Regions from separate parts of the Homo sapiens genome. Here region 2 is linked to region 1. Evidence: chromatin loops called from intact Hi-C (ENCODE). Cell type or tissue: breast epithelium. All regions are shown on one strand.

Region 1 (2,500 bases):
TACATAACATAGTTAAGATCTCCCAGCCAGCCAGGAAGGGAACCCAGAGGTCCAACCACAGAATCTGTGTATTAGCCACACATGAGGCATGCCTCCAAGAATTTAGGAGTAGACTGAATTTTGTTCCACCCGCAGCAACCCTGGGAGGCTGGACAGGGTAGGGTAGGGCAGGGTCTGCACAGTACTATACGACCCTGCCTCACCGAGTGGAAAAGCTGAAGCTAGGCTGGTGGAATTTCAGGCAGCAGCAGCCAGTTGGTAGATTTCATTCCAAACAGAGGGCTTGTGTAAGCCTTTGGAATTACAGGGCCTACAGGCTGCTTCCATGTTGACTCCTCCTCTGGCCACACTGGGTAGCAATTGAGCCCCAATATCCAGGGACAGTTCACAAAAGACTCTGACCACACACACACACACACACACACACACACAGAAACACACACACACAGAAACACACACACACACACACGACTAACTTAGCAGAGCCACTTTGCAGGCAGGCCCAGCCGCCCCTCTGACCAGATCTCAGGTGGAGCTCCTTTGGATCTGCAGTCTGAAGCCCCTGGGGATGCAACCAACACCCCCACCCTCCAGTCCCTGCCACTGGTCCCAGCCCCTAGCCCCAGAGCATGACCATCTTCTGGGAAACCTTTCCTCCCAACCAAATCCTCCCCCACCCCAGCTTCCCCATTCTTCCAGACTCCAGTTGCAGATACACCTTCCCCAGAAAGCCTTGAGCATTGCTTCAAATAAGATTCAGGTCTCTGTTCTGAAGTCACCTCTGAGAGAGGACTTTCCTAATCACCAACCCCCGGTAGCCCCCTAACTGCTCTCCATCTTAACAGCATGACTTATTTTTTTATGGCACTTTTACCTATCTGAAATTATCTTGATGATTTATTTGCTTCCTTTTTTCTTTTCTATCTCCCCAATTAAAATGCAAGTGCCTTGAGGGCAGGGGCCTGTCTGTCTTATTCACTACTGCAACCTCAGTGTCTAAGCACCCATCCCAACCCATTGCTAGCCAGGGACAGTGAGGCCCATAGAGAGAAAGGGATTTACCCAAGGTCACACAGTAAGTGAGTGGGCAGCAGAGGTTGGCCTAGCACTACAGCCCAGGGCACTTGGCCCATCTCCACCCTTCCCCAGTTGACCCTCAGCAGATCTATCCTGCTGCTGTCTCTTCACTACAATGGGGACCAGAGCCTGCAGGGCCTCACCAGTAGCACCCCCCTGTACTTCCCCGGGCCCACGGTGCCCTGATCTGGGCAGCCCTGCCTGCTTCCCCTCAGTCCCTCCCTTCCTGGCACCAGCAGCTCCGATGAGCTCATGTCTAGAAGCCTGGGAGCTGCCTTGAAGGAAAAGGTGCCTCCCAGGCCAGGCAGGGGCCCTGGAGGTGTGCTCAGCCTTGTGGGAGGGCAGCCCTGGCAGGTGGAAGGAGTGTGCTGACTCCTGCCCTGCCCACCTCCCAGAGCTGTGACGTGGGCTCAGGAAGACACATGTCAGCCCTGGAAATGGGCTGTGACTAGGGGTGGAGAGAAGATGGAAGAAGGTTCCTCCCATGCTTCTCCTCTCTCTCCAGGTGCTCCATGGACACTCATGTCGCCATTCACCTATTAAGGATGTGCTCTTTCCCAAGGAGAGGGAGCTCTGTTGCCTCCTTCCCACAGAATCACTCTGTGCAAACCTCTTCCCCTCCTTGGCCCCAGTCTCCCCAATTCTAAAATCGGATACTGGATAAAATGCCACGGAAGAACCTAGGGATGCACCAGGAACCACGCGCCTGAATGCCACAGGTTTGATTTGGTTGGTTTTTTTCCTACCTTAAGGGATGGGGAGTAGATAAGGGCAACAGCTGACTAGGGAGGGAAGGAGTTAAAGGCCTTATTTAGCCATGTAAATGCTGGTTCCAACCACAGCTTAATTTAGGTGTCAGTTGTGGGGTTGAGGGGAGCCGGCCCATGGCTTGCAAAGACGGGGCAGGCCTGGAAAGTGGGGGCTGCAAGCCAGAGTGGTAAACAACATTCCTGGGGGAAGTTTGAATATCAAGCTAGAGTGATCCTAGGCCATCCCCTTCGTACTGATGGAAAAACTGAGGACCAGAGAAGGGGAGGAACCAGACCAAGATCTCCTAAGGAGACAGAGGAAGGGGATGCCCCACCCAGCAAACAGGGTTTTTCAGCTCCCCGGGGGGTTTTCAACTCCCCTGAGGGATCTCATCTGCCTGCCTGAGACAATATGGCAAGTAGTGGGGGAGCACATCAGTTCCAGTTTGTGGCTGTGCCCCCCAACATGGAATGGGCCAGGCCTGGGCTTGGTGACAAGGCAGGCTGGCGCCAGTAAGGCTTCCAACCCCTTGCCCCAGTGTACCCTAGACCCCCATCAGCATCCAGTTTCACTTCCACTTTCTAATGGACAGGGGGTAGGGCACCCTCTGACTAGCCCTACAGCTACCACCAGCACTGCTGTCCACAGTGCAATTTCCCCCTCAGGGGCTACC
Region 2 (2,500 bases), 1.2 Mb after region 1:
GCTTAGATCCATCAGTGAGCGTGCTGAGCCCCTTCCAACCTGATCTCCCTCCCACGCCCCCAAGTTCCTCCTTACTGTGAAATTCTGGAGCCACTGCTGGTCACATTTCAGGGATTTGTGGGGCACTTGCACTACCCTGGGATGGCCACCCCATAGGACCCAGTGCAGCACACTGGCAGCCACTGTGCAGAGAAATAATAACAATATGATAATAAAGAACATTCACTGAGTGATGACTTTGTGCCTGGCACAGCATGCGTTAGCTCATTTCATCCATTTGACAATCCTGTGAGGCGGTGTTATGGCTTGAACATCTCCCTGCCCTAAAAGATGCAGGAGTTGGCCGGGTGTGATGGCTCATGTCTGTAACCCCAGCACTTTTGGAGGTCGAGGCGAGTGGATCACAAGGTCAGGAGTTCAAGACCAGCCTGGCCAAGATGGTGAAACCCTGTCTGTACTAAAAATACAAAAAATTAGCCAGGCGTGGTGGCAGGCACCTGTAATCCCAGCTACTCAGGAGGCTGAGGCAGAGAATTGCTTGAACCTGGGAGGCGGAGATTGCAGTGAGCCAAGATCGTGCCACTGCACTCCAGGCTGGGCAACAGAGCAAGACTCCGTCTCAAAAAAAAAAAAAAAAAAAAAAAAGATGCAGAAGTCCTAACCCCAGTACTTGTGAATGTAACCTTATTTTGGAAATAGGGTCTTTGCAGATGATCAAGTTAAGTTGAGGTCATTAGGGCCCTGATCCAGCATGACTGTTGTCCTTATAAAAAGAGAAATTTGGACACAGAGGCACACACAGGCAAGAACCATGTGAGTGTGAAAGCAGAGGTCTGGTTAATACGTGCATAAGTCAAGGAACATCAAAGACTGCGAGAAAAGCAGCAGAAGCTAGGAGAGGTCTCGAACAGAGACTTCCTCACAGCCTTAGAAAGACTCAGCCCTACTAATACCTTGATCTGGGCCTGCCAGCCTCCAGAAATGAGAGGCAATATATTTCTGTAGTTAAAGCCACCCAGTTTGTGTTACTTTGCTATGTATGATAGCCCTAGCGAACTACTACAGGCGGGTGTTATTATTACCCACAGTTTACAGGCAAGGAAGCTGAAGCTTGACTCTGTCCTGGCTGTAGAGAGAGTCCGATGATGGAAGCCCTGAAGTGGACAGGAAGTTCAGGAGGGGCTGTTTGTTCCACCAGCTCCCGCTTGGTTGTGGTCATTTTTTTTTTCTTTTTATACAGACAGGGTCTCGCCATGTTGCCCAGGCTGGTCCTAAACCCTTTGGCTCGAGTGATCCTCCTGGTTTGGCCTGGCTGTGGGCTTTTACTCCCACTGCAGCAATAGGGAGTTTTGCAGTCTGAAGCTCAGCCTGGTGGCTTCTCCCTGCCCCCCTCCAGTCCTTGAAGGCCCAAAAAAGGAAGGGCTGAGTCAGTAGTTGGGGAAAGGAGCCATAAACAGACACAGGGCAAAGGCTGCCGAGCAGGCTGCTGGGATGAAGGGCGGGGGCTGATTCCCAGGGGTGAGGGTCTGGCTGGAAGATGGTGGCAGCACCAGATTGGCCTGTGCTGGAAGGGCCTGCAAGTGGTGGCTTCCTTCCCTCTTGGGCTCTCTCAACCTCAAAGTCCTGAATGGGCCTTGGATGGAGTTGGGGACCCTGCTAGGGGCACAGAGAAGAACAGCATGGGCACAGCCAGGGCAGGAAAGCATAGCCATTGGTGGAGGGCGTGAAGACGGGTGGACAGAGAGCAAGGGCTCTGGACTTGGGTGTACCTGGGTTCAAACCCTGTTTTCTTTACTCACCAGCTTGCTGAATTTGGTTTGCCCTCCCTTGGCCTCAGTCTCCCCATATGTAAAATGTGTGGTACTGACATAAAAACAGACATGCGGCCTGGCACCATGGCTCACTCCTGTAATTCCAGCACTTTGGGAGGCTGAGGTGGGAGGATCTCTTGAGCCCAGAAGTTTGAGACCAGCCTAGGCAACATAGTGAGAACTTGTCTGTACAAAAAATAATTAGCCAGGTATGCTGGTGTATACCAATGGTCCCAGCTACTTGGGAGGCTGAGGAGGGTGGATCACTTGAGCTCAGGAGTTCAAGACCAGGCTAGGCGACATGGTGAAACCTTGTCTCTACCAAAAATACAAAAAATAAAAAATAAAAAATTAGCCTGGTGTGGTGGCCTGCGCCTGTGACCCCAGCTACTTGGGAGGCTGACGTGGGAGGATCACTTGACCCCAGGAGGTGGAGGTTGCAGTGAGCTGAGATCACACCACTGCATTTCAGCCTGGGTGACAGGAGTTGAGACCCCCTCTCAAAAAAGACAGACATGTAAGGCGGGACACAGTGGCTCACTCCTGTAATCCCAGCACTATAGGAGGTCGAGATGGATGGATCACTTGAGCCCAGGGGTTCGAGACCAGGCTGGGCAACATGGCAAAACCCTGTCACTACTGAAAATACAAAAAATTAGCCAGGTGTGGGGGTACATGCCTGTGGTCCC

What was found. Hi-C counts contacts between places; a loop is a spot of excess contacts. Peaks named below come from ENCODE experiments on the same cell type or tissue, not always from the same donor. Only the 100,000 strongest peaks of a DNase experiment are listed, where the experiment ranks them.
Region 2: it touches region 1 in a loop (9-fold over the local background); 1 of 110 quality-filtered maps calls a loop at or near these places.

Annotation. Positions count from the first base shown.
Region 1 is chr5:150,625,969-150,628,468 of GRCh38, reverse strand. It overlaps LOC124901107 (a long non-coding RNA gene), which reads left to right and starts at 1,524. Exons shown (of 3, transcript XR_007058995.1): 1 at 1,524-1,806. It also overlaps a transcript of SYNPO not described here. RefSeq lists a silencer at 1,361-1,430 and enhancers at 889-1,602, 1,603-2,318, 2,080-2,419. In breast epithelium, no CTCF peak of the experiment used is centred here; a DNase peak (open chromatin) is centred at 1,378; H3K4me3 peaks cover 2,010 bases; H3K27ac peaks cover 2,500 bases.
Region 2 is chr5:149,463,926-149,466,425 of GRCh38, reverse strand. No RefSeq gene overlaps it. Among named protein-coding and RNA genes, the nearest start is that of MIR145, 35 kb to the right of the region's middle. In breast epithelium, no CTCF peak of the experiment used is centred here; no DNase peak of the experiment used is centred here; H3K27ac peaks cover 1,089 bases.